Linked DNA regions of Homo sapiens: regions 1 and 3 are each linked to region 2. The links are chromatin contacts, found by Hi-C or POLR2A ChIA-PET in ENCODE. All regions are on one chromosome and are shown on one strand. Each heading gives the region's core, a stretch centred on a gene start or an enhancer-like site at or near the end of the contact. The rest is flanking DNA. Distances are from core to core; before and after follow the strand shown.

Region 1 (4,456 bases), core at 629-3,128, 240 kb after region 2:
GGTATCTCACTGTTTTAATGTATCTACCCACATAGTAATAAGTAATAATATTTTTTGTTTTGAGACAGGGTCTTTTTCTGTTGCCGAGGCTGGGGTGCAGTGGCATGATCATGGCTCATTGTAGCCTCAACCTCCCAGGCTCAAGCAATCCTCCTGCCTCAGCTCCCTGGGTAGCTGGGACTGCAAGTGCATGCCAACACATCTGGCTAATTTTTAAGTTTTTTGTAGAGATGAGGTCGGGCTATGTTGCCCAGGCTGGTCTTGAACTCCTGGCCTCAAGTGATCTGCCCGCCTCGGCTTCCCAAAGTGCTGGAATTACAGGCATGAGCCATCAAGCCCGGCCAGTAATAATGTTTTTACATGCTTGTTTCTTGTGCTATTTGGCCATCTGGATGTCTTTGTTGAAGAGTCTGTTCCCACTTGGTCCCCTCACCCAAGGATGTCTCTCCTACACTCAGTAACCATTTGATGACCTTAACTGATGGTCATTCAATGGTCATCCTTGTGCTGATCACACCCAGATCTCTGTCCAGAGATCCTGCTCCCAAATGCCATACCCACATATTCAGCTGGCTCTTTGATATCTCTAACAGAATGACCCATGTGCCCCTCAGGATCAATATCCAAACTAAAAGCTTCATCTCCTCTTCAGCCCCTAATCCATTTTCCTTCCTTTCTGCTCAGGCCACTCCAGGGCACCCAGACTGGCCCATCATCTTCATCCTCACGGACTCTGTGAATGTTTAGGCCCCAATCTCACACATTTCAAGAAATGTGGCCAGGCGTGGTGGCTCACACCTGTAATCTCAGCACTTTGGGAGGCCGAGGCAGGTGGATAACTGGAGGTTAAGAGTTCGAGACTAGCCTGGACAACATGGTGAAACCCTGTCTCTACTAAAAATACAAAAATTAGGCAGGGGTGGTGGCAGGCGCCTATAATCCTAGCTCCTTGGGAGGCTGAGGCAGGAGAATCCCTTGAACCTGGGAGGCGGAGGTTGCAGTGAGCCGAGATCACGCCACTGCATACCAGCCTGGGTGACAGAGCGAGACTCTGTCTCAAAAAAAGGAAGGGAGGGAGGGAGGGAGGGAGGGAGGGAAGGAAATAAAAATATGCACAGCCTGTTTCCTTTCCCCACCCCACACCCTCTTTGCCCTGGATACCTCCTCCTTGGGTCTCAGCTTACATGCCACTTCCTCTGGTTTAGGTGTTTCCTCTGCTGTCTTCCAGTGCCAGTTCCTTCCTGTCAAGTCATTTATCACACTGGCTTATAATTACCAGTGTCAATGCCTGAATCCCTGGATCATCTGTTGTTTTGCCTGCTCAGCATTCTTTCCCCTCCTCTCAGTAGTCTAGTTTTCGCTAGGAGCCATCTCTCCATTCTTGCTCCGTGTGTTGGGGTGTGGCTGCAGAGAAGGATGTGCATATCACCCAGGCCCGACAAGTCAGCATATTCCATCCTTTAGTTCTGTAACTGGGTCAATGTTAAGCACAGAACCAAGGTAGTTGATCAGAGCAATCTTAGGATTTTTGCTGGAACAAATGGGAAAGAAGCATTCTTTTTCTGAGGGGGTTACTACAGGGCTAAGATGAAAGCCTGGAGCCTGGGGGATCCTGGTCTGGGGAGTGACCCAGGCCTACCTCACCACACATTTTGGTGGGAGATCTCCCTTCCACATTACTAAAGCACATAGATTCTACAAAAAAACATATCTCCACAGCCCTTTTGCAATTCTGGTGCAATAGTGGATTTTCTAATTATCTTCATTTAGCTTTGTTGTCAAACTACAGAGTAGTAGGGGTTTTTGTGTGTGTGTATGTGGTTTTTTTTTTTTTTTTTGACACGGAGTCTCACTTTGTCGCACAGGCTGGAGTGCAGTGGTGTGATCTCACCTCACTGCAACCTCTGCCTCCCAGGTCAAGTGGTGATTCTCCTGCCTCAGCCTCCTGAGTAGCTGGAATTATAGTCATGCACCACCATGCCCGGCTAATTTTTTTGTATTTTTAGTACAGACGGGGTTTTGCCACGTTGGCCAGGCTGGTCTCGAACTGCTGACCTCAGGTGATCTGCCTGCCTCAGCCTCCCAAAGTGCTGGGTTTACAGCTGTGAGCTACTGCGCCCAGCCTGAGTAGTAGTTTTTGAGAGCACAGATTCCGCAGTAACTTAAGGGTTTGAATCTAGCACTGCCATATGTCACATGTGACTTTGAGCAAACTGCTTAGACTCTCTGTGCCTCAGTTACGTCATCTGTAAAATGGAGATGATAACAGTACTTACTTTATAGTGTTTTTGTGAGAATTAAATGAATTGATTAATGTAAAAGGACTTGTTTACACTGTGGGGAAAATACCACCCGGGACATTTCACAAAGGAAGTGAAAGCAAGGCCAGGTTTCCAAGTGGCTAAAGATGGCTTTGCTGGCAGTGGGGAGTGTGACAGGCTAATAGCCTGAGCGTCTTACCAGTAACTGCTAGTGAATTCCCTTGTTTTCTCTATTTCATCTGTTGTGTGTTCTTAATCTCACACTGACATCTCCGATGAAACCCTTTTCAAGTGTTTGGCATCTCATGGGGGTTTGACAGCAAGGGTGGTAGCCAAGCGGGTTTAACTCCAAAGGGATAATGGTGGTGTTTGCTGCAAAAACTTGAGAGGTAACATTGTTTACAGTGTACAGAGTATTTCATTTGCATATTAAGTTCACTGACTGCGATTCTAGCACGTATATAACCACGTTACACAGAAAATTCAGAAACTCCTCCAGCTACTACCTAACTCTGGAACTGCACATACCTGGGACATAGTAAAATATTGCAATCTTAATAATATAGACTTTGGCCAGGCAAGGTGGCTTATGCCTGTAATCCCAGCACTTTGGGAGGCTGAGTTGGGTGGATCACCTGAGGTCAGGAGTTCGAGACTAGCCTGGCCAACATGGTGAAACCCCGTCTCTACTAAAAATACAAAAATTAGCTGGGCATGGTGATGGGCACCCGTAGTCCCAGCTACTTGGGAAGCTGAGGCAGAAGAATTACTTGAACCTGGGAGGTGGAGGTTGCAGTGAGCCGAGATTGCGCCACTGCACTCCAGCCTGGGCAATGGAGCAAGACTCTGTCTCCAAAAAAAAAAAAAAAAAAAAAGAGAGACAGAGAGAGAATATAGGCTTTGGGGTTGGTCATACCTGGGTTTAGGTTTCGTCTCTGCCTTTTGCTTGCTTGTGTGAACTTAAGCTAGTAATTTATCCTTTCCGAGCCTCACTTTTTTCCATGGAAATGGATAAAGTAATTGCTCCTAAGGTCGCTTCATGGTACAGTCCAGGGCTACCAATCACAACATATTCTATATATCGGTAGCACATATCTTACAAGGTGGATGTAAAAATTAAATGAGATGGTTTCTGTATTGCAAATAGCTCAGCGATGGGCTGATAGCACTTAGTACATCTTAGTACATGTTAGTTGCTATTATTAGGTATTTATGTGCAGAAGTCCTTCTGATAATAATTGTCATAATAGCAAGAGTGGAGTCGGAAGAACTGATGAGGAAGGCTTTCTGAGGAAATTCTAAGTTGTTTTATTTTTATTTATTTATTTATTTATTTATTTATTTATTTATTTATTTATTTGAGATGGAGTCTCGCTCTGTCGCCCAGGCTGGAGTGCAGTGGCGCGATCTCGGCTCACTGCAAGCTCTGCCTCCCAGGTTCACGCCATTCTCCTGCCTCAGCCCCCCGAGTAGCTGGGACTACAGGCGCCCGCCACCATGCCCGGCTAATTTTTTTATATTTTTTAGTAGAGATGGGGTTTCACCATGTTAGCCAGGATGGTCTCGATCTCCTGACCTCGTGATCTGCCCGCCTCAGCCTCCCAAAGTGCTGGGATTACAGGTGTGAGCCACCATGCCCAGCCGTTTTTTAATTTTTTTAATTTTTTAAATTGTATGTCCTCTGGTGTTGAAACTGAAAGATTCTAAGGTTTAAACTGGATTTGAAAGGTGGAGAGTAACTCATTTTGGCAATGAAGATTAGGGTGAGTGTCTTGGGAATAAAAGAAAGAGGGAACAGGTGTCTGCGTGACCAAAGTGAGATACTTGGATGCAACTCAGCCCCGTCCTCAGGGCACTTGTGGGCTTCTGCCAGTAGTGGGGAATCCCAGAACCTTCTCTGGCTTGGCTACAGAAGGAAACAGACATCTCCTATGGAGAGAAAGGAAAGTCACGGAGCTGCTGTCTGGTGGTGACTGGGGCCACAGTGGCAAGCAAAGAGATGTCTGTGGGGCAAGGGAACTGGCAGGGTGAGGCCTGAGGGTCAGCCCAGGATTCTGGTCACTGGGAGGCTGAGCTAGAGGCTTCTACCTCCTGCAAAGTAAGCTGGGCTGGTCTGTGGATTCTTTCCAGATTCTCAGAATTCCAACCTCCTATAGGGTCTTCTCTAGGGAAGGAGGGACACAGATGTATAGAAA
Region 2 (4,191 bases), core at 1,692-4,191:
CAAAGACCTGATCTGATTTCCCTCCATGTCCCCAGTACCCAGCATAGACCTGGCACTAAACAGAACAGCTTAGGCTGGGCACAGTGGCTTGTGCCTGTAATCTCAGCACTTTGGGAGGCCAAGGCGGGTGGATCACTTGAGCTGAGGAGTTCGAGACCAGCCTGGCCAACATGGTGAAACCCTGTCTCTACTAAAAATACAAAAATTAGCTGGTGGCCAGGTGCAGTGGCTCATGCCTGTAATCCCAGCACTTTGGAAGGCCGAGGTGGGTGGATTACCTGAGGTCTGGAGTTTGAGACCAGTCTGGCCAACATGGTGAAACCCTGTCTCTACTAAAAATACAAAAATTAGCCAGGTGTGATGGCGCATGTCTGTAATCCCAGCTATTTGGGAGGCTGAGGCAGGAGAATCACTTGAACCTGGGAGGCGGAGGTTGCAGTAAGCCAAGATTGTGCCACTGCACTCCAGCCTGGGTGACACAGCGAGAGAATCTGTCTCAAAAAAAAAAATCAGCCAAGCATGGTGGCGTGCGCCTATAATCCCAGCTACTGGGGCTGGCTGAGACAGGAGAATCCCTTGAACCCGGGAGACAGAGGTTGCAGTGAGCCGAGATAGTGCCATTGCTCTCCAGCCTGGGTGACAGTGAGACTCTGTCTCCAAAATAAGAAAAAGAAAAAAAAAAAAAAAAAGAAAACTTAATCTATGCTTCCTCTACCATGGCGTGTATTTTCTCATCTATCTTTCTTGTCTCTTATTCCCTAGACTGGAAACTATCTATGGATTTCATCTCTATTTTCCTAGGACCTGTTTACTCAAACAGGTACACTGTAGGTCCTCAATATTTGCTAAAAAGGTGAATGAACCCAGCTTACCTGTTTCACAGTCCCAGAGACGACAGCTGTTGTCAGCTGAGCCAGTGAGGACATGCTTGGTGTCCCCTGAAGAGTTGTTAAGAAATATGACGAAGTTCACCCGAGCCCTTGTCCTCTTGGGATGCCAAGTGAATCATCTCCCTGTTCAGCCCCAAAGAGCCTTTCTACCCCTCTTACCTCCTTATCCAGAACTGGAATTTGTCCTGAATGTTTCCTCAGTCAGTGAAGAGACCAGGGAGTAGGAGGTATCGTTCTCTAGGCCCTCAACAGCACCCCCAACTCCCAACTCCCAACTCAGCCTCTCCATCGCTGACAGACCCTAGCAACACGGACTCAGACCCAAAATAAGGATACAGTCAGCGTCCACACACCACACAGCTCCGGTATGGCCCATGTAGGTGCCCAGCCTCTCACCATTCACAGAGTACCATACATTGACGATCTGGAAAAGTCAAACCACAGGATAGTACACATCCCAGTAAGAGCAATGGCTTCCTATTTTGCCCCAGGAACCCTCAGCAGCCTGTAGCAAGGCTGATTCTGCCCTCTTCTGTTTATTTCTTGGGAAACAGCAGGGAGCTGGTAAAAAGACCAACTCCTGGATTCTCCTCCCTTCCTGAAGGGAAGCAACAGAGGAGTCAGGCGGCTTGTAAAGGCATCCTCATTTGTTAGCTCCAGCTCTCCTGGGACTCCCAACGGCTCCAAAGAATAAAAGGCCAAGTTGAGCTCCAGTCCAGAAAAACAGTATCTCTGATGTCTTATCCAAGTGGGAGCAGCTGGTAGTAAGGAAGTCTGGGTTCTGGTGCCTGCTCTGCCACTGTCTCACTATATGATCTCAAATACAGTGCTTCTCTCCTCTGAACTTCAGTTTTCTCATCTTGAAAATGGCCAGGCCGGGTGTGGTGACTCATGCCTGTAATCCTAGCACTTTGGGAGGCCGAGGCAGGCGGATCACCTGAGGTCAGGAGTTCAAGACAAGCCTGTCCAACATGGTGAAACCCCATCTCTACTAAAGATACAAAAAATTAGCTGGGCATGGTGGCACGAGCCTGTAGTCCCAGCTACTAGGGAGGTTGAGGCAGGAGAATCGCTTGAACCTGGGAGGCAGAGGTTGCAGTGAGTCGAGATCGCGCCACTGCACTCCAGCCTAGGCGACAGAGCGAGACTCCGTCTCAAGAAAAAATAAAATAAAATGGCCAGGTGCCTCAAAAGGCAGTATCATGAGGGATTGTTTGGCATTGAGTAGCAGGATGGGATTGACTTAAAATGAGACTAGAGACACCCTCATTAAGTTCCCTGTGTCTGAATAACACAGCCTGCACCTATCCTGGTAGAAAGATTAGATTATCCCTAAAGGTCGCATCCCGTTCTCTGGGCAAGCTGACCCTCATCTTTATCCCCTTTCCACAGTGGTCTCTTGCTTTTCTTGGAGTGCAGTGGCACGATCTCAGCTCACCGCGCTCAAGCGATCCTCTCGTTTCAGACTCCGAAGTAGCTGAGACCACAGGCGCGAGGCCACCATGTCAGGCTAATTTTTTTGTGTGTAGAGATGGGTCTTACTACGTTGCTCAGGCTGGTCTCCAACTCCTGGGCTCAAGCGACCCTCCCACCTCGGCCTCTCAAAGTGCTGGGATTACAGGCGTGAGCCACCGCACTCGGCCAATAGAGTTCTTCCCCACCTTTCCCGGTAGAATACTTTCGCCAACCTACCCCCGGCATGGCCTCTCCCTACTTCTCACAATGGGCTGCTCTTTGGTTCCCCGCTAACGGCAAAACTGGCGTGTCCACCCATCGTCCTGGCAGAAGGATCCCGCCCCTCCCGGACCCCCTCCAGCCAACACTCACAGGGTCCTTGGCCACAGTAAAGAGGAGGTCTCCTTCGCGGTTATACTTAATCTGCGTAATGGACCGCTCATGGCCCTGCAGTAGGATCGGCTTCTGTGGGGACAAGACAGTAACGTCAGTGCTCGGAATTGGGCCCCAGCCTCAGCCCAGGACCCCCACTGCAATACCCCTAACTCTGAAACTCACCATCCCGGCTGTGACGCGAGGAAGGCCGCAACGTGAGTAAGACCGGAAAAGGTTTCGAGGTCACTTCCGGATTATGGGTCTCCGCCCCTTCGTTCCCGGAAGTAGAAGACAGCGGCGTTGCCATGGCGGCGTCTCTGGGTAGGTAGCCGGCCCCGCCCTTCCATGGATTTCCCGACCCTCGCCTCGAATTCATTTCCTGCTCCACATCCACCCTCTAACCCCGACCCCTGCTACAACCCCAGAGGCCGGACTCCTGGATTCATCTCCCTAGCTTCCCTGGGCCTGCCTTAGCCGCCAGTCGCAGCCGAGGCGAAGAGAGCGAAGGAGGGAAGTGGGGGCGGCTAGCTGGGGCTAGAAGGCCAGGAGAGGGCGGGGTGGGCGGCCGTTTGGGGTGGGGGTCAGGGTGACTCACTCGTCTGCATTCAGGGCAGGTGTTGGCTCTGGTGCTGGTGGCCGCTCTGTGGGGTGGCACGCAGCCGCTGCTGAAGCGGGCCTCCGCCGGCCTGCAGCGGGTTCATGAGCCGACCTGGGCCCAGCAGTTGCTACAGGAGATGAAGACCCTCTTCTTGAATACTGAGGTGCGTCTCTGTGAAAGGCCCCTCTCTCGGTGGAGTTGCCGCCAAGAATTTGGTCTTTGGAGTCAAACAGGTCTGGGTCAGCCCCACCACTTACTCACTAGAAATTCTCGGAAAAGTCAGTTGTCCTTGAGCCTCAGTTTCATCATCTGTAAATGGCGATTATAATAATAACCATCTGATAGGTCAGTTGCAGGAATTAGGTGAGATACGTAGAGCACTTAGCATTAGGCCTAGAACATAGTAAGTGCTCAATCTATGGCTGCCATTATTCACATTTTATTGTGATTCCTTCAGTTACATAAGGCAACATTTGTGAGCCTTTCCAGAGGGAGGGCTTGGGGCTCAAATTGGCCCTGCAGGGGAGGAGTTCAGAGGAGGAAGGCTGGAGCTGGAGGACTTGGGGAAGGCTTCCTGGAGGGGCTGACATTGGCTTCAAGGCCTTGCAGGATGGGAACTAGCAGAGGTGAGGGAGAGGGTAGTTTGAGCAAAGGCACAGACTTCAGTCTGTTTCCCTCTTTGCCCTGGAAGGATCCTCCTTAGAGGGATTAGTGTTCTCTGGGTCCTTATAACCCTGCCTCCCTCCAAGGAAAGACATTCGCTAGGAGCTCAAAGAAGGCAGTGCTGCTCAGTCAGGCCATCACACTGACTGCAGGTTTCTCCTCTTTCCAGTACCTGATGCCCTTTCTCCTCAACCAGTGTGGATCCCTTCT
Region 3 (4,252 bases), core at 1,643-4,142, 240 kb before region 2:
TTTTTGTACTTTTGGTAGAGACAGGGTTTTGCCATGTTGCCCAGGCTGGTCTCGAACTCCTGGCCTCAAGTGATCTGCCCCCCTCAGCCTCCTAAAGTGCTGGGGTTACAGGTGTGAGACACCACACCTGGCCTCTGAGTTGGGTTTTCTATTTCATGCAACTGGGAGACTCCTAACTGACTGATTCCACTACCCTTGGTTAACTCCTGTTTATTATTTATGTCCTGGCCCTTCTCTGTCAATGAACTACAAGCCCTTTGAAAGCATGAGCCATGTCTTATTCAATTTTATATCCCTTACAGTATCTGGCAGAGTGCTTTGGACAAAATAGATTTGTTAAGCAAAAAAGGAATATTCATTTCTTAACTGCTTAGTAGATAAACTATAAACCAAGTTTAAAATCCACTTGGGGCCGGGTGTGGTGGCTCACACTTGTAATCCCAGCACTTTGGGAGGCCAAGGTGGGTAGATCACCTGGGGTCAGGAGTTCGAGACCAGCCTGGCCAACGTAGTGAAACCCCGTCTCTACTAAAAATACAAAAAAATTAGCTGGGCATGGTGGCGGGCACCTGTAATCCCAGCTACTCGGGAGGCTGAGGCAGGAGAATCACTTGAACCCAGGAGGCGGTGGAGGCGGAGGCTGCAGTGAGCAGAGATTGTGCCACTGCACTCCAGCCTGGGCGATAGTGCGAGACTCCATCTCAAAAAAAAAAAAAAAAACAAGTGTGTGGAGGGACTTTCGCCTTTCATTTTAAACCTTTCTGATAGAATGTTTTACTATGTGCATGTATTGCTTTTCTTTTCTTTTGAGACGGGGTCTTACTTTGTTACCCAGGCTGGAGTGCAGTCCATGATCACAGTTCACTGCCGCCTCGACCTCCCAGGCTCAAGCAATCCTCCTACCTCAGCCTCCCAAGTAGCTGTGACTACAGGCATGCAGCACCACACTCAGCTAATTCTGAAAACATTTTTTTGTAGAGATGGGGTCTCACTATGTTGCCCTGGCTGGTCTCAATGGTCTTGAACTCCTGGACTCAAGTGATCCTTCTGCCTTGGCTTTTTTCTTTGTTAACTAAGAAAAAAAGGAGGCAGGGCAGAGGGGTAAGGAGTTGGTAAGCCAGGTAGATAAATATGTAAGTACGCACAACACTTCTTAACTTGTAGTATGGTCTGATCTATAGGGGCTCTTCCCAGGGCACTTCCGTCTTTCACTGGAAAAGCCTCCTTTCCAGAAATAGCACCTAAAACCAATTTCTTTTGGCTTTCTTACTGAAATTATTTTTTATTCTATTGCAATTATTTTTATTCTACTTCCTGACGTTGCAAAAGTCTATCCGTATAGTATTTTCTTCAAAATTTTCCCCAATCCTGTACTTGGTATATATTGTGTAAATATTTATTTATATCACCCCCATTTGCCTGAAGTGCTCTGCTGCCCCGGGAAGTGCTGAGGATCACCACTTATCCCAGAAGAGCAGCTCTTAGGGCAGACTGCTCTCAGAAGCACATTTATCCGCACTCTGGCAGGGAACCTCCCAACCATCCCACGGTTCCAACTCAATTCAACGGTTACCGGCTACATACAATGCCTGACACAAGGAAGATGCCAGGAATAGAAAAATGAACCAAGTATAGTGCCTGTCCTCCAGGAGACAGCAGATGCCAACACAACTACCTGCAATACAAACTCTCATATACCCTTGAGGGAGTCCTAGCCAGATCACACAACTGTCTCTGTTCAGAGGCCAAAAGCAGCCTTGAATTCCACCTCCGACCCTTTCTGACAAGACTCCTCCAGTCCCACCAACCTGAGAATAACAAAAACCTGCTCCTCAATTTTAGTAAATATTAAGCACTATTCCTTATAAAACACTGTACAAAGTACAAGCATATTCATTTTACTTTTTAAATTAAAATTTTTAAAAGGCACGGTCTTGCTCGGTTGCCCAGGTTGGAGTGCACGATCCTACCTCAATGCAGCCTGGAACTCCTGGGCTCAAGAGATCCTCCCAACCTTAGCTTCCCGAGTAGCAGGGACTACAGGTGCGCGCCACCATGCCTGGCTTTTACAAGCACATTAGTTTTCACCTCACAATAATCCAGTACGACAGATACTCTAACTACATCCTCTTTTTCAGAGGAGGAACTGAGATTCAAAGATGCAGATAACATCACCAAGTTAGTAATAGAACAGAGATCCGACTGACTCCCGGGTTGACATCCTTAACCACTATGCTAACCGGCCTCCTCAAACCCTCCAGGACACGATGCGACAGGTTGGGGAAGTCACTCCTTTCTTTTAGGCATGGATCGGAGGAGAAGGACACTGGAGAAGTTTCCATTTCCATACGAAGAATTTCAGGGTCAACTGCATCTAAACTGCTCGCAAGACAGACCCTCCCCCGTCCAGCATCAGACGACCTGCAGAGAGGCCACCAGAACCAGCTACAGGGCACGGCCCCCGAGGGTGGGACCCCAAGGCCTAGCCCCTCCCATGGCCTCCCGCGGACAAAGTGGCCATCGCTGCCGCTGGCACTTCTCCAGTGTGGCCGAGCCCCCCACGCCTGGGCACCATTCACCGTGGAAGTAGTCGGCGCCGCGACCCCCGGCTGGACGACGCGGAGGACACCCAATGACAGGGAAGCTGGGGCCCCACGGCCGCGCCTGCCCCTCCCCACGCTAGAAGGGCTCGCGGGGCGGAGGTCCCAGGAGTTGCCAGGGCCAAGCGGTCCGAAGGAGGATGACTGAGTGGGGGCAACCCTGCCCGCTAACCCCAATCTCCAGCCAGCCTCCCGGGTGCTAGGAATCCTCCCCAAACCAACGAAAGCGGCAGCGCCAACCCGCTTCTTCGCGCTCACCTTCCAGCGGGTTCCAGCAGCGCAGCCACGGAGCACCGCGCACCGACACGCCCCCCTTTCATTCACCTGGCGCCCTCCGATGAGAGGCGGGGCGGCTGGCCAATCGCGGGAGCGCCTGGCCTCGGGAAGGCGGGCCCTTCGGCCAGCAGGGTGGTCAATGGCGCTGGTGCCCCTCGGAGGATGCGCTCTGAAGGCGCTGGTGCTCGCAGGGTGATGGGAGTTGTGGTCTCAGCGCTGGCTTTTCGGGTAAAGATAGAGTGGACAAAACTACAAGTACCAAGATGCCAAAAGGGGCGAGGACCAGTGCTAGCGAAAGGCTGCAGCTCGGTTCGGTCTTTTGAGTCCCACTTGAGGGACCTGCCAAGTACCGGTCTCTTTGTCTGGAGAGCGAAAAGCACGTCGTGGGTATTAATGCAGTCCAGGGAATAAGAGCTTTGACTCATCAGTCCGCACATATTTCACCTACTGGCGCTTTCCGCAAAAATCTGGAAATAAGGGAAATGGTTTAATCGATTCAACAGGTTTTTATTGCATACCCGCGGTTTCTTTCACTGGGTAGTCGTTACAAAAGATAAAAGATTCAGCTCTTCCCTTGACAGGCTCTCCGGTTCATACATACTAGTGAAACGGTTAAATGGCAGTACTAGGTGCTAAGTGACCGTACAGGCGTGTTCTTGTCAGCTGTGAGCAAGACAAGGCAGCTTACCGCTCTCAGGGAGCTTAGTTCTCATGGGGGTGTATTCGTTTGCTAGGGCTGCTGTACCTAAGTATCACCAACCCGGTGGCGTCAATAACAGATCTTATTGTCTGACAATCCTGGGGGCATCTGAAAGCAAGATGTTGGCAGGGTTCTTTCCTTCTGAGCGCTGTGAGGAAACGGTCTCTTCCAGGCTTCTCTCCTGGGCTTGCATATGGCCATCTTCATGTTCACAGGGCATATTCCCTGTATATGTCTCCATGTCAAAATGTCTCCTTTTGGTTGCAGTGAGTCGAGATCGCGCCACTGCACTCCAGCCTGGGGCGACAGAGAGAGACTCCGTCTCCAAAAAAAAAGTATTTTTATAAGGATACCAGTCATATTGGATTAGGGGTTCACTCTATGCCAGTATGACTTTTTTTTTTTTTTTTTTTTTTTTTTTGAGACGGAGTCTCAGACTCTGTTGCCCAGGCTGGAGTGGTGGCGGGTGGATCACCTGAGGTCAGGAGTCCGAGACCAGCCTGGCCAACATGGTGAAACCCCATCTCTACTAAAAATACAAAAATTAGCCGGGCGTGGGCCAGTAATCCCAGCTACTTGGGAGGCTGAGGCAGGAGAATGCTTGAACCAAAGAGATTGCAGTGAGTGGAGATCTGGCCACTGCACTCCAGCCTGGGCAGCAGAGCAAGACTCTGTC

What was found. Hi-C counts contacts between places; a loop is a spot of excess contacts on that map. ChIA-PET counts read pairs that join two places held with the same protein, here RNA polymerase II (POLR2A). Pooled maps may share reads with other maps.
Region 1: a pooled map shows a loop between it and region 2 (3-fold over the local background). The contact joins the enhancer-like site here to the promoter of EIF3I in region 2. A Hi-C loop is called at or near these places in 2 of 50 pooled maps. POLR2A ChIA-PET finds 5 or more read pairs at or near these places in 2 of 52 experiments (activated CD8-positive, alpha-beta memory T cell and common myeloid progenitor, CD34-positive).
Region 3: a loop to region 2 is called in a pooled map, with 2.7 times the contacts of the local background. The contact joins the promoter of ZBTB8B here to the promoter of EIF3I in region 2. A Hi-C loop is called at or near these places in 1 of 50 pooled maps. POLR2A ChIA-PET finds 5 or more read pairs at or near these places in 2 of 52 experiments (WTC11 and activated B cell).

The regions. Positions count from the first base shown.
Region 1 is chr1:31,978,978-31,983,433 of GRCh38, reverse strand. No RefSeq gene overlaps it. Among named protein-coding and RNA genes, the nearest start is that of KHDRBS1, 33 kb to the left of the region's middle. Within about 2 kb of position 1,878, at least 6 of the 41 ENCODE cell types and tissues checked have a DNase peak (open chromatin) inside an H3K27ac peak, as active enhancers do.
Region 2 is chr1:32,221,157-32,225,347 of GRCh38, reverse strand. EIF3I (eukaryotic translation initiation factor 3 subunit I) reads right to left here and starts at 2,941. Exons shown (of 11, transcript NM_003757.4): 1 at 2,904-2,941; 2 at 2,718-2,810; 3 at 1,227-1,314; 4 at 873-938. The coding sequence starts at 2,906. TMEM234 (transmembrane protein 234) reads left to right here and starts at 2,995. Exons shown (of 5, transcript NM_019118.5): 1 at 2,995-3,041; 2 at 3,330-3,481; 3 at 4,151-4,191. The coding sequence starts at 3,026. RefSeq lists enhancers at 2,613-3,246, 2,523-3,722.
Region 3 is chr1:32,463,712-32,467,963 of GRCh38, reverse strand. ZBTB8B (zinc finger and BTB domain containing 8B) reads right to left here and starts at 2,892. Exons shown (of 4, transcript NM_001145720.2): 1 at 2,859-2,892.